Linked DNA regions of Homo sapiens: region 2 is linked to region 1. A link is a loop called in an ENCODE intact Hi-C map of the cell type or tissue named here. Cell type or tissue: PC-9. All regions are shown on one strand. Links, peaks and the distances in the headings refer to the core of each region. The heading gives the core; the rest is flanking DNA. Region 1 overlaps KCNMA1 (potassium calcium-activated channel subfamily M alpha 1). Region 2 holds the start of KCNMA1-AS3 (KCNMA1 antisense RNA 3).

What was found. Peaks named below come from ENCODE experiments on the same cell type or tissue, not always from the same donor. Only the 100,000 strongest peaks of a DNase experiment are listed, where the experiment ranks them.
Region 2: it touches region 1 in a loop (5-fold over the local background); 2 of 110 quality-filtered maps call a loop at or near these places.

What each region holds. Positions count from the first base shown.
Region 1 is chr10:77,407,703-77,422,780 of GRCh38, forward strand. All of the region lies in intron 1 of KCNMA1 (potassium calcium-activated channel subfamily M alpha 1), which reads right to left. Among named protein-coding and RNA genes, the nearest start is that of KCNMA1-AS3, 64 kb to the left of the region's middle. RefSeq lists an enhancer at 2,571-3,070. In PC-9, for the core only: no CTCF peak of the experiment used is centred there; DNase peaks (open chromatin) are centred at 8,909 and 9,179; H3K4me3 peaks cover 931 bases; H3K27ac peaks cover 2,390 bases.
Region 2 is chr10:77,342,234-77,357,311 of GRCh38, forward strand. The region is part of intron 2 of KCNMA1 (potassium calcium-activated channel subfamily M alpha 1); the gene reads right to left. KCNMA1-AS3 (KCNMA1 antisense RNA 3) reads left to right here and starts at 8,639. Exons shown (of 6, transcript NR_126365.1): 1 at 8,639-9,177; 2 at 12,177-12,386; 3 at 12,936-12,995. RefSeq lists an enhancer at 8,041-9,240. In PC-9, for the core only: no CTCF peak of the experiment used is centred there; a DNase peak (open chromatin) is centred at 8,648; H3K27ac peaks cover 559 bases.

The DNA.
Region 1 (15,078 bases), core at 7,588-10,087:
ATGTAAGATGGGGACAAACATGCCGCCTCATTAAGGTGGTGGGGAAGCTGAAGCTTGGCACAGTCCCGGGCACACAGTGGTTACAGCTGCCCTGATGAAGCACCCGCTGATGGGGCTGGGGCCTCTAAGAGTAATCCACTGAAGCTGCACCACTTTCATCAACCAGTGGCCCTGGGAGGCACACTGGCCAGAGTGAACCTTTAATAAATAATCACAGAATGGAGGATAAGGAGGTGCAGGTTCTAACACTGTTATCCTCCAATGAGCAAGAAGTCCCTATAAGGCAAGGTGCTGTGACTCCTGCAGGGCTTCTAGTAGGCGCTGTGTGACCACCACCCAGGACAGCTGGGGCAGGGATTCCCGCACAGGGTGGACCCCAGACCCAGTGACATCTCAGACCCCTTCTGACTCGCCCCATTAGATCAACCTCCCATTTTTAAGATGAGAACGCTGAGGACCAGGGAGAGGCTGCCTCCTGAGTCCCAGCATTCCGTTCTTGCTCCTGGCCCCACAGGATACTGCCTCACAGGGGAACAAATGGTTTGTTCCAAATAGCAAAGGGGATATGCAGCCACGCCCAAACCTTCCACCTCCCACTGCAGAGGACCCTGTCCTTACACAGGAAGCACTTCCCAGTAGGGGCAGCCCGATGTCAGTCAGGAAATCACTGAGTGCGTGTGCTCACACATGTGTGTGTGCATGTGTGAGAGTGTGTGCATGTGTGTGCACGTGTGAGAGTGTGTGCATGTGTGTGTGCGTTTGTGTGCACGTGTGAGTGTGTACGTGTGTGTGCATGTCTGAGAATGTGTGCATGTGTGTGTGCATCTGTGTGTGTGCTCACACATGCGTGTGTGTGTCTGTGTGTGTAAGGGAGAGAAACCCCACTGGCTGCAGCCTCCAGCTACCCCAGCTTCAGGAGGACAGGCCACCAGATCTTCTGAAATGCAAGAAAAGATGTCTTGGGAAAAGAAAGGAACATGGAGGGAAGAATAGGGAGAAAAATGAGAGGTGAGGCCATCGCGTGGGGAGGCCATCTCAGAAAGAGGAGGTCCTGCAGGAGCCCTCCCCCTGCCCTTGGCAGCTCCCTGAGAAAGGGATTCGGCCTTGCACTGGAGGCCACTCTGGATCTGCCTCCAACCCTGCCCTCTCTCCCCACTAGAGCCTTGTGTAAAGCAGGCCACAGCTGCCTCTCAGTGGCAACAGTGACATCTAATTTCAGTGCCCACATCAGAAGGTGGGGAGGAATTCAGGGCAAGGGTGCAGGCACAGGAGGCAGGGAACACCAGAGAGAAGAGTGGCCACAGTCCCCTCCCGACACCCACCCTACCAGGCAACCTCTCACGGGGCTGTGCCCAGCCTTACACCCTCACCCCTTTCTATGCCTTCTCCCCATTCCCTTTAGTGGTGTTCCCCACGATGACTTTTTGTTGACATGGCCGCAGAGGGGCTCACCCTTCCTATGTCACCTGGGGCCAAGGGCCTGACTGCACCCCATCACCTGGTGCTCAAGATACAAACCTCATCTGATGCGTTTGGGCATTTCCCGCTGAATCACAAGATCAAAGACCAAAGCTTGAGAAGGGACCTTAGCAATTCCTGAGGATCCCCACCACCACCCAACTACCACACACACAGTGTACAGATGAGAAAACTGAGGCCCAGAGGGAAAGCCACAAGCTCAGGGCCACCCAGCCCAGCCAGGTGACCACCGGGCCAGGAAGCAAGCCCCAGTTGCTCTGTTTCCCTTATCTCTTGTTGCCTCCCCGATAAGACAATTGCTCCAAATCTAGCCCAAGTGACAGTCACTCTGCTGCCCCAGCCTGGAACCTGGAGTTCAGGGTGTTCCTAGGACTGGCAGAAGGCTCCACCTAGCCTGGTACTGGGTTCAGGTGTGAGGGTCACGACAAGGGCTAATCCTGCTTGTCTTCAAAGGGCCCAGCCTTCCCCAGCCACGACAGCTGCTCTGGTCTAGCACAGGAGAGCAAGCTTGTGCTAATCCTAGGACCCCACAGCCCCATCCCTCAGATTTGGCTGTCTCCGTCTCTCATCCTTGCTGAATTAGACCCAGTATACTGGGACTCTCAGGTCTGTGGTGTGGCAGGAAGAACTATGAAAATCAAAAGATACTCTGGACCAAGTCCAACTTTTCTGGGTGGCCTCCAGCAAGTCATGTCATTCCTCAAACCCTCCATATTCTCTTCTATGAACAGGGATGAGTCCTGCCTTGTCACCCTGCCTGATTCTTGCAGGAGCCCTAATCTGGTAACAGAGCATTGCCTTTCTGAAAGCAACTGCTTTACAAACGGCAGGCAAGTGGAGTCACTGTCCTCTGGTTCTGGGCAGGAAGCAGGGCTGCTCTGGAGAAAGAAGTCCTGTGCCACAAAGCCAGAGCCCTCACAGAACGCAGGGCTCAACACTCAGATTCCTACCCAGCTGCAACTTGCAGGGCAGGTCCCCCGTTGTCACCCTGCACCCTAACAGGATGTCAAATTGCCAAGTCTCAGCAGGTGACCTGTCATGCTGGGCACACCCTCCCTGACAGGGTGAGCTGCTGCCACACCTGCTCTCACCCGGTTGGACTCTCTCACCCCCAGGCACACTCCTGACACCTGTCAAGCTGAACCAGGCACCAAGGTCACTGCAGGCACCACACCTGCTGGATGACTGCCTCAGGCATGAGAAGCTGGCTGGGCCCGCCTTGAGGGGATCCCAGGGCCCCTCCCTGCTGCCTGCCTAGAGCCAAGCCTTGAAGCTCCAAGTCTGCCTCGGGTTTAACTACGTGTCAGTTCTTTGGACACTGGTTCCTCATCCAGGATCTGGGAAGTTGTTTAGGCAAAGGCCATCTGGGAAGAAAAATACTTTTCAAAAATGTAACTGAAATCATGTCACTGTTGTACCCAACACCCTCCTATGGCTTCTTGGCCCATTCAGAGGACAAGTGAAGTCTTCACACCCAATCAGCCCCACTCGTGCCTGTCATCCTGCGAGTCTGCCGCTCACTAGCTCCACTTCAGATGCAATGGCCTCCTCATGCTGCCAGGACATTCCAGACCCAGTCCCGTCTCGGGGCTGTCTGCACTGGCCTCTGCCTCTGCTCCAGAGATCCCCGTGGCTGCACCCTCATTTCTCTCGAGCTTTGGTTCACATCCTCACTTTGTCCATGAGCTCTCCACCTCATCCCGACCTCTCCCTGTCTGTGCTGTCTTCTCCGGAGTGTGTCTGCCACCTGCTTCCTTTACTTCATCATTGTGTGCTGTCTGCAAGCTGCATGAGGGAAAGAGTTTTTGTCTGTTTCTTTTTGTTTTGTTTGTTTTGTTTTAGACAGAGTCTTTCTCTGTCACCCAGGCTGGAGTGCAGTGGCGTGATCTCGGCTCACTGCAACCTCTGCCTCCTGGGTTCAAGCGATTCTCCTGTCTCAGCCTCCTGAGTGCTAGGAGTATAGGCATGTGCCACCACACCTGTTTAGTTTTTGCATTTTTAGTAGAGATGGGGGTTTCACCATGTCTGTTTCATTTATGGCTGTATCTTCAATATTGAATCCCTGTGAGCTCAGAGTAAGCACCTGACAAATCTTGGTGGGTGGGAGGGAAGGAAGGAGTGGGGGAAGGAGGAGAGGAGGGAGGAGAGCTACAGCAAATGGAAAGTCAGTTCTTACCATGCACAATCTAGAATAGATATTACTAGTAAATAGTACTACTAACAATAATTATACTATCGACTACTGTTTTTTAGCATGATCATAGTAACTCTATGACGTTGGTACTAATGTCCTCCATTGACAGATGAGAGGTTAAGTAGCTGGCCCAGGAAGACACAGTGTGAATTTAAATCCAGCTGTCTGATGCCAAAAAGGGACACGTACCCATCCTGCTGTCCTCCCGGGAACAGTGTGAGCAGCAGACGGGAGAATGCATGTGCAAGGATTATTGGCTGCTGCAAAGTGCCCACGAAAGGTTTATTAACATGAAGAGCACTCAATTCATGCCACTTCTGGGTACTGCTTGTACCATCACGACCCTTCTTCCAGGGCCCTGTGCCTATGGAGGGCAGTTCCATCAAGGACAGAGAAACACAGTTCCTTTCTCTGCCAAGAACCTGCCCGGAACCATAAATTCACCCTTCGTGGAGCAGAGTATCACATTGGAAATGAGCGTGGCCAAGCTGACGGGCTGTGAAGCCCTCCTGCTAAGAACCACGGTTCTCTATGCAGATGCTGCTAAAGGAAGATTTGGCTTCCTCCCTCGCCATGCGTATCCTTGGAGTCCTTAGCACGCTCTGCCCAGCGGTCTCCAGCACTAAGAGGCTGAGCTCTGCCGGGCCTGACGCACCTGAGTGGGAGGTAGGGTTCTGACAGGGAACAGGAGAGATCAGGTTAGCACAAAACCATCTCCGCTAGCCCTTTTGGGACCAGAGTAGGGGCTGGGAAGCCCCTCTCATCCCTGGAAGCTGGATGTTCTGCCCAGCACCCTGGAACCATGGGATAGTCCCAGGATGCTTGACCCCCAGAGGGCTGTGAGAGAAGGAAGGGCCTCATGCCTCACAGCCCCTTTGTCCTCAAATTTTCCTGGTCAACATCAGAAGGCCATTTCCCCTGAGCCTTCATTGATGGACTGCGCTCTGAGTTACTCATTCCATCTGCCAGGAGCCCCACCCCACCCTCTCCCTGGCCACTCCATTGCCCCATCTCCTCTCGTCTGTTGAAACTGACCCAGCAGCCCCACATGCTGCTGTCCTCAACTGGGCACAATGCAGAAGGGCTCCTTCTCTCCTACCAAAGGGTGGGGGCAGGGGGAAGCCTTCTGGACCAGAAGCTATGAAGCCAGGCACAGGCTGTGTGCCCTGGGCCAGTCACCTAACCTCTCTGAGAAGAGTCCCTATCTGGGAGACGAGAGGGGGTGGTGAGTTAAATCCACAGTTTTCTGTACCTTGAGGCCCAGCATTGTGAGGTGCCCCAGGGGGGCTGGTTACCAAGGGAGGGCAGAGGAGGCAGGGCCCCGGACCCCGCGGAAATAAAAGCGCCTCTGCATTGAGCAATTTCACCTATTATGGTTCTGTGCTAGACTGCATCTGAGTGAAGGGATTTTCTGGGGAAAAACATTAGAAATCCCCTGAGTAAAAGTCCATAGGCCCATGTTAGCTTTTTTTTGTTTTGTTTTGTTTTGTTTTGTTTTTTGAGAAAGAGTCTCACTCTGTTGCCCAGGCTGGAGTACAGTGGCGTGATCTCAGCTCACTGCAATTTCTGCCTCCCAGGTTCAAGTGATTCTTGTGCCTCAGCCTCCCTAGTAGCTGGGATTACAGGCGTGTGTCATCATACCCGGCTAATTTTTGTATTTTTAGTACAGACAGGGTTTCACCATGTTGGCCAGGCTGGTCTCAAACTTCTGACCTCAAGTGATCCACCTGCCTCAGCCTCCCAAAGTGCTAGGATTTACAGGAGTGAGCCACCTCGCCCGGCCCCATGTTAGCTTTTTAAAAAATGCTTTGTTTCATGACAATAACTATGACATCCTGTGGCACAGTTTGGCCTAAGATCCAGAAGTGTCTGAACCTCAATACCTTAGGAAGCCCTGGGGCTGCTGGTCCCTCCCCGCGGGCTGCTCTCCTCTCCTTCGCCTCAGGTTTTCACCAGCCCCGAATGCTGGGGCTGGGTCTTCCGTGTCCCCCCTCCCATGCCAAAGAGGACATCCACCCAGCAACCTCTTTCACCTCCTGGGCGGGTTTCCCAGCCACGGGCATTCTCCCAGGTACCAATAATCCTGCATATTAGGGTATTAGGCAGATTACCCAAAGCAGCTCAAGCAAATCAAGCATAGCATGGGCACCACCAGCTGGGGTTTTCATGGCAAGAGTTCTGCAAAGGGAATGGATGGAGGAGGTGGTTACTCTGAGACTCAAGGACCAGAGAAATAGGGCAACAGGGGACCCAGGTCTTTCCTAGAGCTGGTGTCAGGAGTGGCAGAGTTCACTTCTGCCCCTGGGAAGTTGCATAGTCCAACCTCTCCCTGGCTGCCATCACTTCTCCTGCTCTGCACCCCGGAGACTCTGCACCAGCAGGGCTTAAGACATTTGCACTGATTAATTCACCTAGCAGTTACTGTGTTTGCTAACTGTGGGCTGTACCTTTAGGGAAGGGACACACTGTCCACAGATTCAGGCAACAGGAACTTATAAAGAAGCTGGGACCTAACCGATTACCCCGAGCTGTCAGAAAGCCCTGTGAGTTTACTGGGTGTCTCGGCTGGACCTACAGTGCTCCACCATTGAGGCATTTTTAGCCATTGCTTTCTGGGTGCCCTGTCCAGATTCTCACTCTTAGAAGCACCCCTGCGCTGGGTGTGAACAACTACTCTTTGGAAGTCTTCATGGTAGAAAAAGGCCAGGTGACCTTTAACAAGTCCTTACCATCTTGTGCCTCAGGTTTCTTTGTCTCAAATGCAGGGAGCCATGTAAACACTCCCCAAGGTCTGTCCAGCTCTAAACTGTCTGACCCGGAGGCCTGGATTGTTAAGTCCCTTACTTTGCACGCACTGTCTCAGCTCTGTAACCCTGGGCAAGTCAATCAAGCATCATTTCCCTCCCCCGGGAAATGCTGCAGGACAGATTCCTTTTCAGCTCTTCTCAGAGCCAGGTTCAAAGCTGCTCTCCCATTCCCTGAGGACCAAGGGGGTCAACTGGTGCTCAGGAGATCACTGATCCCCTCTTACATCTACTGTGTTCTGTCCTTGGTGATTTTACACCAACTTAATCTTCACAAGAAGCCTGCAAGATAGGAATGTTTTTTCTTTTTTTCTTTTTTCTTTTTCTTTTGAGACAGAGTCTCACTCTGTCGCCCAGGATGGAGTGCAGTGATGCAATCTCAGCTCACTGCAGCCTCCGCCTCCCAGGTTCAAACGATTCTCCTCCTCAGCCTCCCAGGTAGCTGGGATTACAGGCACCCACCACCATGCTCCAGTAATTTTTTTTTTCCTAGTAAGATGGGGTTTCAACATGTTGGATAGGCTGGTCTGGAACTCCTGACCTCAAGTGATCTGCCCGCCTCAGCCTCCCAAAGTGCTGGGATTACAGGCGTGAGCCACCACGCCTGGCTGCAAGGTAGGAATGTCATGAGGCTCAGAGAGATTGGGTAATTTTCCAAGATTACCCATCTTGTAAGTGGCAGAGCTGAAATTTCAATCTAGTCCATTCTAACTCTGAAGGCCATATTTTTTCTCTCTATTCCACACTGTCTTGGGATAGGTCCAATGTGCAAGAACAGAGATGGAATCTCCATATAAAATTCTGTTTACTACTACTACTGAAACAACCATCTCACAACCTATGGCTTCTAAGTAACAAAATCCTGTAGTACAGACATCTAAATTCAGTTATAATCCACTATGTACGGACAGAGAGTTGGAGAAATGGGCTAGGGGACGGGGATCCAACCTGGGAATACAATGCTCATTAGACATTAGATATGTTCTCAAATGGCCACATATGCTGCCTAAAATTAGTAAGGCAACCTCCAAACTTTCAGGGCTAATACATACATCCTGGCCAATGTGCCGTATTTGTAAAATAACAATCTCCTTCTCTTTCAATTAGCTTAATAAAATTGGAAAATATAAGTGACAGTCCAGAGTCCACTATCAGAGCCATAGAGACTTTGAATTGGATTAGTAGAGTCCTCAGCCAGGATGACCCTGGCAGGGTCCAAGACAGCCTGCTGTCCATCAGAGACTCGGAGACTCAGCTGCCAGTCTGCAGGGCAGCCCATCCTGCCCCAGAAGCTCAGCTCAAGACCTGCCCAGACAAGAAAACTGTGGCAGGGGCCCAGCAGGAAGGCAAAAATTACATTTGTTTCTCATCAGGGCAGACTGGGATATGGATAACCAAACACACAGGAAATCCCAAACCCTCATGTTCATAAAAGAATGCAGAAATCTTCGTGCCAAGTTAACTTTTACCGGAGGGAGCCCATTGCCATCCTGTAGACCAGGAGGAGGATCCAGCCCCCAAGGAGCCTCACTCTCCTCAGCAAAGGCTCCTGCAGGTAGCTCACAGGTGCTCTGTTCCCATGGGTCCTGCATGGCCACAGGGCAGTGCTGCCCCTGATGTGGTACGGAATGAAAAGCCTCAGTACAGCGCACTGTGTGTGTCAGTGGAAGACAACTGATGAAGGGCCTCTCCCAGGAAGAACTGTCCTTTTCTTTGACATTATATCGTTACTCCTTTGTTGGGTATTAACATGTCCTTTTAATGAAATGACAATGGTGGCAGAGCTGGCATTTGACAGTTTCTTTTTTTATGTTTTTGCTTGTCAAAATAAAAAGCTGGTGGCCTTGTGATATTCTGTTTTATAAAAATTCATTGATTATCCCACAAAAAGTCTAGGAACCACTCCCCTAGCCCAAATGCCTCATTCTACAGGCAGGAAATTTAAGGCCCCAATATTCCACACTCATAGTGGCCAGGTTCCCCTCGAAAAATGTGGCTTTCAGACTTCAGGGGCCCAGGGTGTGTCTGTCACACTAGCCAGAGGCAGCCTTGGGGCCAGGAAAGGTAGGGTCTGAGGGATGGAGGCATGGTCTCTCAGGGCTGGAGGAGCTCTGCAAGCTGCTGGCCCACACAATAGGGGAAAGGGGAAGGCAAGCATTTTCAGAGCTCAGGGCCATACCAACCGCCTGAGTTCCTGGCATCTAATGCCTTCACTACCACTACTGCAGGAAATGCACAGAACTATAACAACCTCCCGGGAAATACTACAAGTGTTACCGTGGCCCCAAGCCACCACCCAAGGGGCAACTGGGAAGAAAGAATTCAACCACAGATAGCAGATAGGATGAATTGTTTATGGTTGAATATTCCCTTCAGAGTCAACAGAGGACTCCAAGCAATTTGGAGTAAAAAGATGAGTAACCCGAGAGCAATGTAAGTCACAGCCCAGTGCCCCACACGGAAGGGAACACGGTCATCCCCTTCGCTGCTGTTCTTTGCTTCCCACCACTACCACCTTCATCACACACGTGTGCTTATTCTCTAGCAGTCAGGGCAGAGTCTGCCTGATTTGCCCACTCCACATCCTCAAAGCCTGAACAGCACCTAGCACACGGTGAGCATTTCACAGTGCACTGAAATAATAAATGAAGAAATTCTGTTTTTTGTTCTGTCCTGCTTTGTTTTCACTCTTCGCTCATATCTTCTGGAATCTCAAAAATCCTGCCAAGTCCACAATGCCCTAAGCATAGAAGTCAAACTCCTCAAGGCCTGATCTTCAAGGCCTGGAGCTGAGGCTGCCGGCTGCCCTCCCCACTCGTCACTGACCTGCTCTTCCACCTGACTTCTCGGCTATGACTTGGTCCTCCTGACTGCCACACCTCCGTGCTGGCTGTTCCCACTCCTGGGATGCTCTCCCCATTGCTCCCCAACCATCTTCATCCTCCCTGATCAAATCCCAGAGGTGCAGTGAAGTTCTCCTTCCTGGCTAGATCTCCCCAAAGCTCTCCCTGTCCTGTCTCCAGGGCCCACATCTGCTCCCCCAATTCCACATGGGACAGGTACTTAGCTGTCTTTTGGTCCATGCATGTTGCATTGCCCCAGTTAGCCTGGACAATCCTTGAAGGCAAGGCCTATATACCTTTTATGCCCAAAGTGTTTGGCATACAGCAATGTGCTTAACAGACACGTACCGATTGAGTAAATTAAATCTCTGCTCAGTGGGCACTGGAAAAGCAAGAGCTTTCCCAGGCATCACTGACGTCTGGGTAAACCAGGCCAGTTTCCATGACTTGAAGCTTAAACTGGGGGTTGGCTCCTAACTGCTGTTCCTCAGGGCAGCTACATTTTCAAATAAAAACACTAAATCCCAAATGAGATCAGATGACATGGAGCTTCTGAGAGGCACATGCCCTACCAGGCATGTCAGTCAAAAGAAAGATGAATGTTCTTGTTTACAAAAGGATTTGTCCCGTGCCAGGAAAATTTCCACCATGATTTAGGACCTAATCCAGTCTGTGCCTATAGACCTCACCAACTGAACATGTTCCCGCTTCTTCCATTTGCTGAACTTGGATGGGGCTTGGCTTCGGGTCAAAAGAGCTGTCCCAATTAGGTCGTCAGACAGCCTTTCCCCACACTTAAGATGATCCCCATTCAGGAAACCAAGGGCTAGCAAGACAGACAGACTTTGGGAGGCAGAAAGATGGCCAGGTTACCAGGCATACAGCGGCAGTCAGGATCTACCGCTCCGAGCACAGCCCAGCCTGAGGAACCAGGCTCCCAGAGCTGCCCTGCTCCCTGGACTCTGCCTCTGACCTCACCCCTTGGAAGAACTGGCTGGGTTCCAAAACTTCAGCCTCTATGTCCCTGGGTTCCCACACACCCTAGTTTGGATCTAGGTCTCCAACACAGCAGCCAAACACAAGAGAGTCCAGAGCAGTTGCTAATGTGAAATAAAAACAATTCAACAGCCCAGGGAAAGGAGACAGGACTTCTTTTTCCATTGGATTCAGAGAACTCCTTCTCCTTTTCCTTCTCGATCCCTAATGGGAGTTAAGGATGGCAAGCGCCTGGCCCTGCAAAGCCTCAACTCTCTACTTGGCTCCGCTAGACCCATCAATCTTCTCTCCATGGCCTGGGACCCCTCCAACCCTGGACGTCGAGAGAGACTCGGCAGCTGTGAGAACCTTCTTTCTCAAGTAAGGTTTTTTTCCAAAATTATATCAGGTTTCCTTCTACCCCAGCTTGTCAGTGGGGGACTCTTTTGCCTAACATGGTTGAGGAATGTCTTAGAAACTGGTGTGATTCAATCTGGCTTCTGATGAGGTTTTCCACCCAGACAGAGCTCACCGAGTGTCTGGAAGTGTCGGTTCCCTACACCCAGGGGCATCCACACCCTGTCCCCATCTCCAGACCTCAGTGAGGAGGATACCCTTGACAAAGTGGCTGGTCCAGCCCTACGATGAAGTTGGATCCAGAAAAAGAGCCAAGAGGAAGCCAAAAGGACTTGCCCACACACTTGCATCCACGGGGGCCTCCCTCCTACCATGTCCCCTCTTTCCCCCAACTTTCTAAATTGGTGAATCTACTTGCAACACACCCAGTATAAATAATTGAAGAGCTCCCGATGGAAGTGGCTCAATAATTGAAATCTCAAAAGGCACACACCTTTCTTTTAGAAGAGAGGGCCACCTCATTCAGACTTCTCCAGGGGAAGTCGTTCTTCCCCTCATTCCTTTTCAGACTGGCCTCCTTCTACAAATACAGATTTTAACCAGAGGGTAATTGTTAGAAAGTGCAGTTTGCAAAAATGTCAGTAACCTGAATGCCAAGTTTACTAATGAATTGTGACTAGGCTGTTGTTAGTGCCGCCACACTCTCACCTGAAGACCCACAATCTCCCCTGGACAGAGGGAAACTGGCTGTCCCTCTGTTACTGCTCAGCTACTGCACTGAGGTGGGGTGGCACCAGGGGGACTGGCATGAAGGTCACATGAGGGGAGAGTTCCTTTTACATCTCAGAAGTCTCTTATTATAAGGATCTGCCAACTGCAAGGAGAGAAGAGCCCTGCAGAGCAGAGGGACCTGCCAGAGCGCTGCAGGCATCAACTTTGCTGGCGTCTTGGAAAGACGCCCCACGTCTCCATAACAACTAACCATCCAGCCCTTAGCACTGACAGGGATGGAGACCTTTTTTGGAGGAGCAGATCCGGAAGAAAGGTCAGGTGGTTACCTGAATCCCAAGTCTCTTTGTTTTGTTTTGTTTTGTTTTTCTCCTTTTGCAGCTGTTTTTCTTACTAGAAGCTAGGCAGAAAGAGTTGTTACTCAGATTTCTTGAACTTGAGACGTCAAAGGTGAGACGCCAGCCAAGGAGAAGGGATGGTCAGGGAAGCTTCTGGGGATACCGACAGTATTTTATTTTTTGAACTCAGTGGTAGTGACACAAATTTTCTATAATAATTTGCTATTTTGTAATTTTTCATTTTATAGACTTTTCTGTCTATACTATTTTTTTAAAGTCTTTAAAAAATAAATTGGGCAAACTGCTCTTCAGGGACCCATCGTCATTGCCAGCATTTATTAAGTATCTTCTGGCACAGGACAGAAATCAGTCTGCAAATCACCCTGTGTCACAGCCCTGGAAAGCAGGACTGAGAACCAGAAAACTTCAGTGGAAGTCATTGGTCCCAGTGGCCAAAGCACCAAACTGAAGAAGAAAGTGAAGAGGTCAGGGGCAATCACAACAAGTCATAGGATCAATGGGCTAGAGGCCCCAGAGAACTTGTTGATGCAGTTTGCTGTTATCCCAGCTTTAGAGCTCTGCCTATAAACAAAGTCATAGAGAGGGGAATGTGATTCATGATTTGTACCTGCCTTGGAAGGGCCTGAAGTGAATTGGGGTACGCAGGGCCCTGGCCATCAGTGAAAGAGTGGGTCTTCTGCTGCCCTGCTGATCCACTGCTGAGGGTAACTCATGGTCCCAGCACAGCCTTCACTGAACTGTCAGGCACATGAAGCAATCAGGAGTCTAGATTGAGTTTCCAAAACAGGAGCACCTCTTTGCTCTCTGTAAGCCTCCACTGATGGCTCATGCCAGCCACATGGCTCCCCTAGCCTCCCCTGCACCCACCGGAGGCTGTTAATAGACCTGTCATTGTGCTCATGTTGGATTAATGACCACTGTTCTCCTTCCCAAATCCTACACATTGTTTAAGAGAAAGCCTAAACGCTGCCTCTGCCATGAAGCCTCTCCAGACCTCTTCAGTAGAGCTAACGTCTCCAGGGCTGTTTGCTCAATACTTCCTTTCAGGTATCAGTCCCCTCAGATATCACTTGTTTCTCTGCTTATCAGTCCTCATTACATTCTAGTCCAGTGGCTACATCCATCAGTCTCCCGGCTAAGAACCTGAGGTCAGGAGCCAGGGCTTATTAATTCTTATATTTCATAGCATCTAGCACTGGGCCTGGTGGATTTGTAGCAGGTGTGCAACAAACAATCAATATTTATTAATATATCAGGGTCCAAGAGCACAGACCCAGTAACCAGGAAGGAAGGTTCTTTAGGTTGTCAGAGAACACAAAGGGCCTGGCAGGAGGGAGGCCAAGCATCACAGAGAACCTTCACCTTTCAAATCTACCCACTTCTCTCCATCTCAGCTTCTCTCCCCTGGTTGACTCCTAAGCTTCATAATCATTTACATTGTATCATGCAATGGTACAATTCCCACTTAGTTCTGCCCCTCATTCTCCACACTGAAGCCAGAGAGATACCACAAGGTTTCTATCAGTCACATCATGCCTGTGCTTAAACTCTTCTCAGGGACTCCCCCTTGCTCTTAGGCAAAAGTTAAGGCCCTCAGCATGGCCGTCGAAGATGCTCTGGCACATCTGGCCTTTGCCAGGCATCTGGCCACATACTGAAATACTCTTGGCCTCACCTCCCTTAATCCACAGCAATACTGGACATTCTTGCATTCCTTCAATGAGCACTCCTCTTTTCTAATTCAGGGATCTGCATGTCCTAGGTTTCCTTTTCCTGTAACAACCTTCTTCACACAGTCATATTCCAGATGTCCTACTCATATTTAAGATCTCTCCCCAGGAAGCCTTTCCTAACTCACCCTCCACCTCCACTCCACCACCACCATTGCTATCAGTCAATAAAACCTTCCAATCATGTGGTCTTTGCACTGCTCCTTCATAACACTCAAGGCATTTGCAAGTACTTGTTCAGGGCCTCTTTGCTTCACTAGACTAGAGGTGGGCAAATTGTTTCTGTAAAGGGCCAGATAGGAAATATTTTAGGCTTTAGCATATGGTCTCTGTTGCAACTATTCAGCTCTGTTGCTGGGGGGCAAAAGTGGCCTTAGACAATATATAAACAAAGGAGTGTGGTTGTATTCCAGCGGAATTTTATTTAGAGACATTGAAATCAGAATTTCATACCATTTCATGTTTCATGAAATATTCTTCATTTAAAATTTTTGTTCAACTATTTAAAAATGTGAAAACCATTCTTAGCTAATGGGCCATACAAAAACAGATGGCAGGCCAGACTTGGCCCACAGCCTGTGGTGTGCCAGCTCCTGCACTAGACTATCAGTTTCCTAGAGACGGAAGCCACGTCTTGTTCACAGATGTATCTCTCCAGCACAGTGTCTTGTTCTCACAAGGCGGTTCATAAAAATTCACTGAATGCCTTGATATGTGGACTAGAGCCATGTTTCCCAGTGTAAATTCACGGAACACCAGTCTGATGGGAAACTCCATACAAAAGGGACACTTCTCTTTGCAGTGAAATCTGGAAATGCCATCATTCCTCTTCTAACAAATGTTCAATGCTCACTGCATACAGCATAGCAAAAGCTCAGAGATAGCCTTCAGTCAAGGAACCTGTTCAACATAGACCAATACAATGCTGCCCACACTCATTTTGACCAAATAACTTTCTTCTTTAACCCAAAATATCTGCCAGTGTCCAAGGGCAGCCCCACTGAAAAGTGATGCAGTGAGGAGAGACGGCAGAATTTAGAGGAATGGGTCTCAAACTTTAGTGTGCATCAGAGTCACCAGGAAGGCTTATTAAAATAAGAAACTACCCCAGCCCAGAGTTTCCAATTCAGTAGGCTTAGGTTGGAGCATAAGAATTTACATGCCTTACATGTTTCTCAGCTGACGCTAATGCTGATGGCTAGGGGAACCCCGTTTTGAGAAACACTGATCTGCAGAATAAATGATTTCAAGGCTTCGGTCCTCTAGCTGGAGTTTGCTCCTCCATCCAAGGATCTTATTCCCAGGTGAACTCCAACTTGTCCACTTTCTCACACTGGCAGTAGCAGCTCTGACCCATCTTTCTAGTCTTAGGCACCTGTAATGGGTTGCAGTGTTTTTTTCCAAAAGATTTGTTTCAATAGTAATCCCCAGTTCCTGTGAAGGTAAGCCTTATTTGGAAAGAAGGTCTTTGCAGATGTAATCAAGTTAAAATGAGGTCATACTGGAGTAGGGTGAGCTCCTAATCCAATATGACTGGTGTCCCTAGGAGAGGAGGAAAGAGACACACATAGGGAGAACGCCCCATGACCAAAGAAGCAGAGACTGGAG
Region 2 (15,078 bases), core at 7,583-10,082, 65 kb before region 1:
CAGCAAAATAATATTAAGATAATTTTAATGATAAAAACACAATGTAGCATTTATTATATGCCAGGCACATGCAAGGGCTTTGCATCTATTAGCTCATTAAATCTGACGCCTACCCTGTGAGATAACTACTATCATTGTCCCCATTTTACAGGTGGAAGGGAAGGTCAAGGGAAATTCAGTCATTTGCCCAAGGCCTCGATACCATAAGAGTGTGGATTCAGGGATGTGCATGCTGCAGTGGCCAAGGCCCACAATCTTATGGGACAGCTGACCACCCAACCCCCAGCCAGATTCCTACAAGCCCCAGGAGTAAACACTCCCATGAAGAATCAGCTCAAGCTCACCTCCAGGCTGAGACAAAGGGTCACCAAGGACTGGCCACCACACGAATGCTTCTCCTTGGTCTTACAAAACATGAAAGGTGCTATTATCAGAAGCCATGCCTGCTTGCAAACTACAGAGGTGACACGAGGTAAATTCATTTCCTTCCTGTCAAGAGAAACTCAACAAGGGTATAATCAGAAGCTAATGTGTGTACTGTGATTGGGCCCATCACGGGGTGGCACATAATTGAACAAGTTCTCCATGCCTGGAGGAGCAGAGCCGAGCCCCATCACTGGGAAGTGTCACTCATCTGGCCAGCACACATTGGTTTTTAATAACATTATGGAAATAATGCTGCAGGGCTGTGGAAAGGACAGAAGCTTGAGGGGCAGGGCCTCATCAGGTCTCCGAGAGCTTTGACCTTGAGAAAGAACCTTCTGGCCCCATCCAGAATAGCCACTTTCCTCAGGGATCTCTCCTGTAGGCTTTGTGGATTTATGTCTCCTGGGCTTAAGGAACAGGGCTTGGTGTGGCTGAACCTTCTTGCTGAATGGATCCCAGGGGACCCCAGGTGAGCATTGAGGCCGGGTTCTCAAGAGACTGAAGGGGGTCGGGGGGTTACCAGAGAGAGGACAGGCCCTTTGCTTCCCCAGTAACTGTTGACAATGGTAATACCTCCATGGCCCCTACTATGAATCAGATAATTTTCTGAGGACTTTATGTATATTAACTCATTTAAACTGAAAAACAATCCATGTGATAGGTATTGCCATTGTCCTGATTGTATAGATAAAGAAATTGAGGCACAGAGAGGTGAATTTATCTAAGATCACACAGGTGGGAAGTTGTGTTTGAGCCCGGGCAGTCCATCATCCTAACCATACTCCCTACTGCCTCAATGAGCTGACACAGCCCAGCCCTGATAAAGGGGGTGGCAGAGGGGAGGGGGATGAGGTGCCTTCCTGGCTGTTGGCATTCATTTCATTCACATTTTTATCAGGCACCCCTTTCAACCAGATACTGCTGTAGGCACTGAGGATACAGTGGAGTATAAATAGATAAGAGTTATATTCTAGCGAGGAGACACAAATCCCATATAAATGTACAAATAAGACAATTTCAGAGAATGCCAAATACAATCAAGAAAATAAAACCAAGAGGTCATAGTGTCCGTGGCAGGAAAAGGTAAGTAAGTTATTTTAGAGAGGAGGAAAAGGTAACTTTAAGAACCAGAGACAACTGTTTAGGAGAAGGCCTAGCCAAGACTGAATAATTCATGTGTTAAGAGGTTTTCAATCACCTACCAAATACAGGAAGGAACCAGTCATTGAGGCTATTGAGAAGTCAAGAAGTTAGAGACCTATGAAGACAAAGGCAGCCTGGGCTCTGCTCCACCTGCCCACTCATGGGCCTAGGCATCAGAAGCTCCGCCATCTTGCACTGCAACCCTGGAAGCCACAGTCTCTTCAGTGCCATCAGGGAAGACAGCAACTGCACCACCACACACAGGCATCCCCTGCCCCAGCCCAGAAGTGATGCACATCCCTTAGTGCCTCATGTCCTGCCTAACAGTGGATGCTGGAAATTTACAGGAGCAACTGGAATATTCATAAGCCTAACTGCCTCGGCCACCAGCCCACAAGGGACACTAATGGAGACAGCAGAGTTGCGTGAGGGCTCACGAGCTAAGAGGTGGAACCCAGCCAGGCTGAGTAGAAAGTAAGCCATCGACAAGCAGGGAGTTAATAGGTTTTTCCAAATGAACGGTCCTTAATTTCAATTCATTGAGAGGTGAGGGATCAGGTGAAGGAAGCAAGGTGAAAAGGAGGATTAATCCATCCATCAAGGACCTTGGGTACTGAAAACATGAAAAGATGAATGCATTTGTGAGACATACTGATTCACTACCATGAGAAATAATTATCTTGAAGCTTATTTGGTCCCAGAATCAATCTTTATTTAACCGTACTTATTTTTGGTGGCTCATCCTGCTTGCCTCTCTTGGAAACTCAAGAAATGCTTTCTCTATTTTTTTTTTTGGGTAAATTCCAAAGACTTGCATATTTCATATTTTTCAACAGGATGATCTTTGTGTAGACTGACTGTCTTCCCTCTTCACTAGTCCTCTCTATCATTGGACCTCACCCGTAGTAATCACTCACTCCACAATCATCTTCTCTTGTTTCCTGCATCACTCATCACTACCTTAAAGTATTATTTATTGATTTATTATTTTTTTATAATCTGACTCTTCTATTGTAATATAAGGTGGGTAAAGACGGAGACCTTTCCTGTCTCCGTTGGCCACATCCCCAACACCACACCAATCAAGCAACAGACTAAGGACACAGCTAAATAAATGAACAAAAAGATAATAATAACAATCATGTGTTAGTCTTCATAACAATCTTCATTTATTCTTTTTGATTATTCCCATGTTACAAATGAAGAAATGGAGGCACAGAGAATAATTAAGTAACTTGCTCAAGGTTATACAGATATTGTAAAACAGCCAGGATTTGAAACCAGAGAGTTTGGCTAGAGGTTCCATGCTTTGTTGGTATAAATATTTAAGAAATATTTGTTGATTGAATGAATAATAAATAAATGAATGGCTTCCTTGTGTTTCCTGCCTTCTTTACCAGGGTTATTTGCCTTCAACTTTCACTGGACCCTCTATGTATCAGGCATGGTCTTAAATTCTCTTCACACATTATTCAGTTGAGGGTAGTCCCATCTACCATATCTCCATAGAATCGGTCCCAAGCCTGGTACTTAGAACTGCCCTGCATTGTCAGGCTCCCCCTTTGCCAGGTGGTGCCTCCCTAATCTGAAATCATGGACTGAGTACCTTCAAAAGAAAAATTAAACCAAAGATCAGGAGGAGATGCTTCTGACTTAGTGAGTCTAGAAGACCCTGGCCTCCCTTGCCCACTCTGCCCAGAAACTGAATCCCAGAGAGATGAAGTTATGGGTTTCATACCTGTGTCTGCCCATCAACCCAAGGGGGACAAATGCCAACATAGAATGACAGAGAGGGAAGGAAGAAAGTGTTTTTCCTAATTAATTGGCTCTAAAAGTGGAGAGGAACCAAGTTGGGTTATTATAGAAGCATCAGCGTCCGACACAGGTCTTCAACTGCCATGCAAATACCCCCTACTCTGCACCATGCAGTTCCCATGGTTTACTCTGTTGTGATGTAACTGTGCATGTTTCTACCTGAACCCATTGAACACGGCTTTGTGCTTGAACCTTGAACAATGCCTGGGACACAGTTGGTGCTCAATAAATAATGATGGGATAAATGAATGAGGGATCCCCATTCTCCTACCTACCTTGGCCTTGTCATCATCTCTCACTTTTGCGACTGCCAGATAACACCTAGCTCTATCCCCTTGAGCCATCCAAGTCTCAGACACATTCATATACTGACTGACCTTGAATACATACTCCCTTCCTGAAAGAGATGCTTCCCAGGACCCTGCATCATGGAAAATAGGAATATCATGGTAAACGTTGCTTTAATTGAACAGTGGAATCTATGCTAGTCTTCATGACGAACCTTGAAACACAAGAGTGCTGCAGTAACCATCATTCCTGAATTGTGGAACTTCACAGACTCAGGTTAGCCCCAAGTGATGCTTTGCTGAGCAATTTAAAACCCAGTCATGCAAAGCCAAGTGCTTTCATGTTTGAGAAACAAAAACATTTCAACTGCTCAGCACATCTAAATCAGTACTCCCTTAACAACCCACCTTGGTTCTTCCCCTTGATTCTGAAAGCCAATTTAGTAAGAAAAGCATATTAATAATCTTGCCCTCTCACTGGCCTTCCCTCCCTCCCTCCTATTCCAGCATCTTGCAGCTGGTACCTTGGGTCATTTGTTTTGTTTTTGTCCCTTAGGCTGAAGTGCGTCCACAGTTTTGAAACTGCTAACTAGAGTTTATATGGAAAATTCAGATTAGAAACAAATTCAAATGCACTCTCTCATTTTCCTGTAATACACTGGGTTTCTTCCCCCAATCAGCTAGAAGACTTGCTGGGTACCTCCTCATTGTGTCCTGTTGGAAAGTGTCTCTTCTGGTCACCTTGACTGTTAAATAAGTAAACAGACTCATTGGGGTTGCTGTGTCCTGTGACATTGGCACAGACTCTCACCCCAGCCAAGCATGCACATATCAATGGGCCACCATCTGTGGCAGAATTACCAGACCCAAGATGGAATTTGATGCATCTGTCCTGGTGAAATGGCATTATACTTCTGCCATATTCTTCTGGTTCAAGAACATTGTCCTCAAGCCCAAGGGACAGCCCTGTCCAGCATAAACATGATTAAAATGCCCATTGCCCGACTGCCCTGCTGACCAAGAAACATGGCCAAGCACAGAGTCTGCAAGCAGCCTGCATGTGGGTCTAAAGAAGAGGAAGGGGGAAAGTGTTTCCAGAAAGTAAGGTTGCCAAGATTTGAATCTCAATGTCACAATCTGGCTTTATGACCTTGGGTGAGTCCCTTAATCCCACAGAGCCTCAGTTTCCCCATCTGTAAAATGAAGAGTACCAATATCCTGATGTGTTGTGAGGATTACATGAGATCATTTTCGTAAAGCACCCTAGCACAGAGCCTGATACAGTGTCATTGGGAGCTAAGATTTACCAGCACTCATCATATACCAGGCCTTGTGCATGAACCCCACCTACATTATGTCATTAAGCATCACTGCATGCATAAGAAATGGGTGTTACCATCCCTATGTTACAACAGAGAAGACTGATGGTCAGAAAAGTTAAGTAACCTGCACAAAGGCAAGGAGGTAGAGACGAGTGAACTTAGGATTGGAACTCAGGACTCTCTTAACCACATGAAGAGAATCCAAGTGGAAGGTGCCTCCTACCAACGCTGAGATGAGGTTCGTGTCTGTGGGCCCCTGTCTGAGGCTGGTTGACAAGAAGCTTTAGAGAGACGCTTGGGGATGGCAGGCTTGCAGCCAGAGGCCAGGGTTTGACTCCTGTATGGGCTGTGTGACCAGGGGCCTCTTTACCGCTCGGGTGTGCTTCACCTCCTTCCTCCATAAGACAAGGACAACTGCATCTTCCCTGTAAGACTATTGGGAATAAAACAATAGGGCTTTGTGACCTTTGACCTAAGGTAGGATTCTTATACTACCCCATGCTCTATGACATGATAAGAAGACAGTACCAACACTCAGCACAGTGTTAAAAGATTCCAGCAAATAATAATGGATACTAACATAATAATAGCTACCATATATAGAATACATTATATTTCAGAAACTGTACTAAAACCTTAATTAAAGCACTTAATCCTCAATGCAACCCTGTGAAGTAGATGCTTTTTATTATCCCCTTTTACAGATGAGGAAACTGAGGCATGTAATGATTAGGTGACTTGCTCAAGGTCACAAAACTAAGTGCTGAAAACTTGGGATTCACATGGTTGCATCAAAACTTTATTGAAAGGATTGGTCAATCCAAGTGAACAACACATCTGGACTGTGCCCCATAGAAACAAGCATTTTAGTTTCACTAGAATCACCGGGATAAACAGAGGCAAGCTAACCCCTTTACTACAGGACATCTATGGTCTTTAACTTGTAAATACGAGGAAACCATCAAGAGGGAGATAGAGTATGCAGCCTTTCCTGAGCTTTGAGGGGCAACAGTGTGCTCTGACATACGATTCGAGATGTACCAAGTCTGAGTCATTTACCCTAAATAGAACAGCCTTCCATTGGCTGTTGGAAACACAAAGTAAAACCCAAAGAAGAGAGAAAGCAAAAGTGAAGAGGCCATTGTCCTCGATCCTTTATCTTTTGTTCTCTGATTCAGATCAGGAGAGGTGTGTATGCCTGCAGACCTGGACACCCGCAAGCCACATGCTGAATGAAGGCCCACAGAAGTCCCAAAAAAAGATGGAACCAGGGAAAGGAGGTCAGCCTGGAACAGTCCTGGGAAGCTGAGACCCAGCCCAGAACCTGCTGGAATCAATAGTCTTTAACACAACTGTGACATTAGCTTGGGCTGCTGGGATCCGTCTTGAAAGAAGAAGCTTTGTATATTTCTGCTCTTATTCCCCACAGGATCCAGAAATATATTTCTGTAATTCTTTTAGCTGATAAGTATGAAAAACAGAATTTTAAATATTCCAGTAGGGACCTGACAGAACAGGGCCATCTTCATTAGCTGCTGAATTTCCCAATGACTCCTAGAAATTGACACAATTAGACAAAATTAAGTGCTTCTGTCCTGAGGATAGGCCGCCACTGTTCTTTAGGGCATATCTTTGCAAAGGAAGGTGCTGGAATTCCTCACAAAAGCCACATCCCTCTCTCTCTCACACTCTTTCTCTGAGCAAATCTAAAATCTAGTGCCAAATTCCTTGGAGCTAATTCTAAAACCAGGAAAGCTTTTTGTAAGATTATAAAGATTGTATTGGACTTTGAAGATGAGTCCCTTTGCTCAGCAACTTACTTTCTTAATGCAATCCCTGAATTCTCCTTGCTATGCTCTGAATGTTTATGCCTGCCCACCCCCAATTCATACGTTGAAACCTCATCACCAATGTAATTATATTAAGAGATGAAGCCTTTGGGAGGTGATAACGTCATGGAGACAGAGCTCTCATGAATGAGATTCATGCCCTTATAAAAGAGCCTCCAGAGAGCTGCCTTGCCCCTTCCACCATGTGAGGACACAGCAAGAAAGTGCCATCTATGAACCAGACAGCGGGCCCTCACCAGACACCAAATCTGCTGGTGTCTTGACCTTGAACTTTCCAGCCTCCAGAACTGTGAGAAATAAATGTGCTTATCAGCCCCCCAAGTTTATGGTATCTTGTTACAGCAGGCCAAACAGACTAAGACATTCCTCCATCCTCCCATCGACTGGGCAAAAGGATAATATTACTTCCATTTCTATGGTGATTATGGAAACTCAGACCCAGCAAGTGGCTCCCAACCCACTGGGTGAGTAAGCAGGGAAACTGAGGTTAGGAAATGAACTCAGTTCCTTTTCTCCCCATCATCTTTTCTCCCCTATAAGAAACTTATCAGCAGTTCTTTTGCATGTAGAGTCAATCAGAAAATCATTAGCCAAGGTCAGACAAGAAACCACAGCTTTGGTTTCTTTGATTTCAAGGTTAGAATAAGAGCAATGGAACTTTAAAGAGCATGGATGGTAGTAACTGTCTCTGAGAAGCCAGCCACTCAAACTTTCCAGGCCCAGAATCAACATTTATTTGGAAAAACTTTTTGTTGTCCATTTTTTTAAAGAGCTCTAAACTTCCAGTGAGTCTTATGTAGATCTATTTATATGCCCATTTCTTCTTTTATTTTTTGAGACAGAGTCTCGCTCTGTCACCCAGCCTGGAGTATAGTGGTACGATCTCGGCTTGGCTCACCGCAACCTCTGCCTCCCAGGCTCAAGCGATTCTCCTGCTTCAGCCTCCCGAGTAGCTGGGACTACAGGCGCCTGCCACCACACCCGGCTAATTTTTGTATTTTTAATAGAGATGGGGTTTCACCATGTTGGCCAGGCCAGTCACAAACTCCTCACCTCAGGTGATCCACCAGCCACGGCCTCCCAAAGTGCTGGGATTATAAGCATGATCCACTGTGCCCAGCCTACATGCCCATTTCATAGGCAAGAATACTGATGCATAGGGCACACCACACTTTACAGGCACAAGAATGAACAAGTCTTTAGAGGGTAACTATTTCTTGTGCAAGAATCAAATGCAACTGCTGACACTTACAGTTTTATCACTGGTGACAGCATGAGTGGCTGAGTGAGCAGGATGAATCTTGAGCCTGGGGTGTAGACCAGAGCAGGGGCTTCCAGGTGCTCACACCTCTGGAAAGCAAGAGGAACTGGAACAGTTGGAGTTCAGAATAGGCTAAAAAATCTCCTGCCAGTCTTCACAGCAGAATCTCTGAGTGGAGCACACAGCCATTTTGAAGTTGGCCTACTTGGATGCCAGGGCTCAAAAATTCTAATGTGGCCAAAGAAACCTTCAGAGAACTACAGCAAATTCAACTGATAAATTTGTTCTACTCTAGAAAAGACACTGCCAAAATTCCAGTCCCTATCTATCAGGGACCTTGGATAAGTCCCTTCCCCTGCATGCATATCATCACAGACCATCCTCATATGGGGGTGGGGAGGGTGTCTCTCTCCCCTCTTCAGCTGCCTTCCTACCTCCAGGGGTGCACCAATTCACTGTGATGACCTCACAATCATGCCTGGTGATTATGAGGACTTAGTGGGATGATGCTCTGGGCAACCACAGGGATTGCTCACCGGTGACTCAGTGGTTGACTCAAAGGCTAGAGGGTGGTTTGGGGGTGGAGGCAGAGGTCCAGTGAGCTGGGCTCCACCCTTTCTCTCCCTGCAGTCCCAACTCCATTTTTATCTGTGCTATATGTTGGAGTCTAGCCAAGATGTCATTTGAACAAAGATTCTGAAAGATCAAAGAAAAAAGTTTGAAAACCACCAGGACAATGCTTTCAGGGGACTTTATCCAAAAGACTGCAACAATGTAAAGAGATACGATTGCTTTTATTACTGTGATATGTTTAAAGTATTATAAATTTTTTAAGAGCTTTGTAAGTGACAGAAGTGAAGACATGCTCATTTTAATGTTACCAGTCAACTCTGAGAAGACTAAAGGTCAAGGGACAATGAAAATGTGACCCTTACCAACGACAGAAACTCCCAGGAAGCCACAATTAACTCAAGACCACCAGGATATTTGGGGAAGTTTATCCTTCTGGAAACCAGAATTTCTGATTTGTGGAAAATTCTATAGATATTCTCTGCCAGACTCCAGCCTATTTGGTAAGCTGGCCACAGATGATTTAGAACACAATGACCCTGATACTCACTAGAGCTCTGAGTGTGGCTGGATAAGCCCATTTCAGCAGCATGTCAGCCCCTCCCTGAACTAGGCTCTGTCACTCAGATCTCAGATCTTAGGGCAGCTGTAGTCTGCCCCTTGCTTTCTTATTACCCCAGATAACCAATGTTATCCTCTGTTTTTCCTTCCTCCCAGGGGGAAAAGAATTCAGAACCCTAGTCTGAGTATATGAATTAGACTCTGCAAATTGTTTATATGAGTCATTCTCAAAACTAGGTCTGGAGGGTCCCCAAGAGATCCACAAATTTCTTGCAATATTCATGTAACAATGTTCATCTCTTTAGATCTATTACCATTGAGTAACCCATTGATATTTAACAACAAAACAACAGCAAACACCATCCTGATAGCTTTAAAAGCAACCCTGTTCTTCTAATTGTTTCTAGTGCATGCTTTTTGAAGCTAAACTAGTAGACTGGATTGTCCTCAAGTAGACTGGCTCACCAAAGGTGTCCACAACAAGAACATTTCAAGTTCAGATTGGACAGGAATATTTATGAGGGTTTGACCAGTGCTAGACTTGCCAGACAATGTGCCTGAATAGTCTCCCTGAACTTCTCTCTTAAACACAAACAAGATCCTATGCTGGCTTTCTGGCCACACCTGTGCCAGCCACAAATGGGCTAAAACACGTGAAATGTGCTGTCCGCGTGCAGGGTTCAAATCAGATAACAAAATACACATTGACGGTTCTCTATAGAATGAAAAATATCCTACTTTCATTGCATGCTGGTGTTGGGTCAGAAAACAACAGTTTCTTATTTCTCCTGGTTAGTGGTCCTTTGGAAATCACAGAGGAAATACATGCAGAGAGTTAAGAGGACTACTTCACATCTGTTGTCCCGTGATGCTACTTAACTGAACACTACACTCATGTGCCCATTCCCGTTCCCTTTCCCCTTTATGGTAAATGTTGTCCCATATGACTTTGTGATTGATGGAAATGTTCTCTATCTGTGCTGCCCAATATGGTAGCCACTAACCACACATGGCTATTGAGTACTCAAAAGGTGGCTAATGCAAAGAGAAACTGAACCTGTAATTTCATTTAAACTTAAACAACCACTCGTGTCTAGTGGCTACCATATAAAACAGTGAACTAAGTCTAAAATTTAGGATCTTGCAGTACAGGGTGTGTGTGTGTGTGTGTGTGTGTGTGTTTGTGTGTGTGTGTTAACAAAACAAACACTGCTCCTTCTGTAGTGAGCACTGGCCTATGGCCAGGGTCTAAGGAATATGCAAAAGAAAGTGACTGGAAGTTTTAAGCTTTTAAGGTTTTATCAAAAGACATTTCTTACCACTCCCTCTGGGCAGTACTGTAGAACATCTACTAGGGAGAGGATGATATGAAGATAGAGAAGCAACAAAAGTACAGACACATTAGAGGCAAAATATAGATGCCACCTTGTAAACTGGTTGATAATTCAGAAAATGACAGCTCTCCCCGACTTAGTTGGAAAGGCAAAGGCCAAATGGGAAACATCAGTCTCTTCACGTCCATGGAAGACAATCCCCTGAATGCAAAATTAGAACTTGGTGGCTATTTCCTGATCCAGCCCCTTGTATTTTTCATGAAGCTTAAAGGAGATTAATGGGACAATCAGGATATTACAGATGAGAAGCACAGGCATTTCAAATGAGGCTGTGACAAATGGCTGGGAGGCCTTTAGAATGGGGGAAGAGAGGATGTGGAACAAGCCCTGGACTGGGAAGCTCCTCACTATGATTCACACCCTGGTCCTGCTAATGACCACCTGGCCAGGAGACCCTGGAGAGGCATCCAACCCTTCCCTGAGAGCCACTGGACAGAGGAATAGGAGCCCCATCACTGAGTGGTTGTAGGGCTCAAGAAGGATCATATTGGCAGCAAGAACTCCAGAAACTATAAAGCTCTATTTAGATGAATCACATTATTATTAAACAGTTCAATCAACATAATAATTATTAATAATAGCTAAGATTTATTCAGTGTCTGCTATTGCCAGACAATATATATGCAAAGTCTCTAGGGCTTACAGCAACCCTATAAGATATGTCTATCTATCCACATCATTCGTGCTTACTAGATGCTGTTACAAGTGTTTTCCATATATATGAAGGTATATATAATATATACATATATAATGCATAAAATTTGTAAATGAGTTAAATGAGGATTAATCCTTACAACAACCTATAATGTGGACATTACTTGTATCAATATTTTACAGATGAAACAATTGAGGCCAAAGAGATAAAGTGACAGCCACCATCATCCCAACTAAGTTGGAAGGCCAAATGACAAAAGGAAACATAAGAACGCAATTACCTGAATGACAGATTAGAACTCAGGGATTATTTCTTGATCCAGGCTTAGTCAATGGAAGAGCTGGGACATGAACGCAGGCACAGTTGGTGAACAGTAGAGCCAGGATTCAGACTCAGGCAGCCTGGCTACAGGGCCTGTTTTCTTCAACCCCATGGCATCCTGCCTCTTTTTTTGGGGGGGGGGGTGGTGGGGGTGGAGGGGTGGGGATGGAGTCTTGTTCTGTCACCCAGGCTGGAGTTCAGTGAGTGGTGCAATCTCGGCTAACTGCAACCTCCGCCTCCTGGGTTCAAGCGATTCTCCTGCCTCAGCCTCCCAAGTAGCTGGGACTACAGATGCGTGCCACCACACCCAGCTAATTTTTGTATTTTTAGTAGAGACAGGGTTTCACCATGTTGGCCATGATGGCACGATGGTCTCGATCTCTTGACCTCGTGATCTGCCTGCCTCAGCATCCCAAAGTGCTGAAAGTGACAGGGTAAGGATTTGAAACTCAGGCCTGCCTGCCTGTCTCCAACCACTCAGTCTTTTCTTCAGCCACCCTGCGTCCGTTACAATTCACACACTGTTTGTCACCACTGGCTAATGGCTTTGGATATTTCTTCCTCTTATCAGTGTGAGACATCTGGGGAGGCTCCCCTTTTTTTCACCATTTGAGGACTGAAAGTAAATTTAGCTTCCTCAGCAGAAAGAAAAGAAGCTGTTTTGGAGGTTGGGAAGAGCTTTAGAAAATGCGGCATCACGTCTGTTGCCCCATTTGAAGAAAGCAGCTCTGGAAAAGGCCTAGGACATTAGTTGCTACAAAGTTCTAGATCATTCTGTGTGGTAAGTATGCCATCATGCCCATAGCACTCTTCTCTGTCCACAAAATTCGTCATATACTAATAAAGAATGGGTGTCTTTGGACAAAGTCAAAGCAAGTTTGTCCAGAGTACTAACTAAGAAGAGACTACAGAGGGAAGCAAAAGGTAGTTCAGTGGCTGAATTATCCAAGGAAAGGCCTAGAATTTGAGTTGTCATAGACTGAGCATCAAAGATTATGTCTTGGAGCTATATAGAACCTTTACTGCCCAAAAAAGAGAGACTATGGAAACTTCAGTGCTCTGGTAAACATTTCTTTGATGCCTTACCAAAACATATGCCTTCTGAGCATTTGATATGGTTTGGCTCTGTGTCCCCACCCAAATCTCATCTTGAATTGTATTCCCATAATTCCCACGTATTGTGGGAGGGATTCCGTGGGAGATAATCTGAATCACGGGGTGGTTTCCCCCATACTGTTCTCGTGGTAGCGAATAAATCTCATGAGATCTGATGGTTTTATCAGGGGTTTCCACTTTTGCATCCTCCTCATTTTTATCTTGCTGCTGTCAGGTAAAGAAGTGCCTTTCACCTCCCACTGTGATTCTGAGGCCTCCCCAGCCATGTGGAACTGTAAGTCCAATTTAACCTCTTTTTCTTCACAGTCTCAGGTATGTCTTTATCAGCAGTGTGAAAACGGACTAATATAGCATCCGTTGTCCACTTCCTCCTTCCATCAGTCTGCAAAATTCCATTTGGGGATCCATGTGGCTTCAGGGAAATCAACTTTATCAATGTTCTCTGTTCCGTGGCAGCAGTGATGGGTTCAGGGATGGGCATGTGACCTAAGCCAGTCCAATCAGAGTGACTCTCAGGTCTTGCTGAAAGTGCCTGGAAACGATGCCATTTCCTTCCTGTTGGGCATGATGAAGGAAGCATCTAGCCCCAGGAGCTCCTTCAGTCATATTAGGGCCTAAAAGGTGCCAGCCTTTGATAAAGACACCAAAGGATATGAAAGATAGCATAAGACAGAACGGAGAGATGGAAAGAAGCCAGATCCTTGGTGATATTGTTGAGCCAACAGATCAAGTTTGGCCTTAAGTCAGCCCTAATTCTGTGCTTTTCAATTAGATAAGACAATACATGCCCTTTATTATTTAAGCCTATTTGTGTTAGGAGTTCTAGTCTTTGCAAATGAAAGCACCTAACTAATACTAATGTAGATCTCTGTGGCCATCCTTCTGGTAAAAGGAGAAGGCAGAGTCAAGGGTGACATTACATTTCCTGAAACTGGCAGCTCCATCTCATAGAAAACTCACGCATTACTCAGTGAAAAAACGACCCCCTGTACACAATATCCACGTGGGAAACTCCTACTCACTCATCAAGACCCATCTCTAATGTCCCTTCTGTCTCCTAGACTACATTTACGTAAAATTAATCACTTCCTTCTGTTTTACTTCCATAGAGGCATATTACTCATTCTTTTATGTAACTATAAACACAGAGCAATTACATACAGCTCAAGGGCAGAGAATGTCTTATTCATCCCTAAATGCATCAAACCCAGCACAAGCACATAGATGCTGGATTCTCCAGGTTGCATGGCCTTTAACAAGTTCTCTACCATTCTGACCCTGTTTTCTCTCCTGTAAAATAGGGCTAATTGTATATGTCAGAGGATTGTTGTGAAAAATATCAATAACGGAAGCTACAGGAATTTCACTAAAATGTGTTTAATTATAGTAAAATTAAATTGATACATAATTTTGTAAATCTTCAATAGTCTTTAGCTCAATATTGATAGCCAAAAATTAAGCCTGGAGGATAGAAATAACTTCTTAACTCTACAGTTGGAAAAGTGTGGGCATAGAACTTGTCTTTGCCTTCTAGATCAGGTCTGTGTTGGTAAATTAGACACCGTGTGGCCTTTCAACATCCAGGAGCAAGATGGCAGGAGAATCATGCCAACAACTGAGGTACCTTGCAGGAAATCAAACAGGAAGAAATCACCCAATGGGATCAGCTGGGCAAACATGGGTCACCCCAGGTCTGGTCCCTCAAGTCTACCCAACCAAACCATATCATAGTGGATAGCTATTATCTTTACCTGACTAGCATTCATTGCCCCTTCTGGTATGCCCTATTCCCCACTCTCAATCCCTCTGTTTTAAGAATGCGCCCACCTCCACCTTCCATCTCCAGGAGTGATATCCACCCAGGTTTGCTCAGTAAGACTATGAGACCTATCTTCCTGGCTGTGGTGATTGGTTCAGAAGCAACATGCCAACCAACCTGATCCAATGAGAGTGAGTTCTAGGACTTTTGCTGGAACTACTGTATGTCTATATATAAAAGAGAATCTATCTTTCTATTGAAAGCCAAAGGTAAGAAGCCAATATGATATGCATTTGATTCTGTTACGGAAATCCACATAAAAGAAGGCTGCCCAAGTATAAAACCAACACAGAAGAAAGCAGAGGTAAGAGATGGAAAAAGAAATGAGTGAACCAGTGACAGCAAGAGACTGAAGAACATCATTTGATTGCCTGGAATCAGCTAAGCCTGAAGAGAAGCCTAACCCTAAGCTTTTCAGTTACCCAAGCCATCAAATTCCCATCCCCATTTTTTTGGTTCTTAAGCAGCTTGAACCATAGTTGTCTCACTTGCATGCAAGAGATCCCTGAAGATACATGCAGTTCCTCAGGTGAAGATT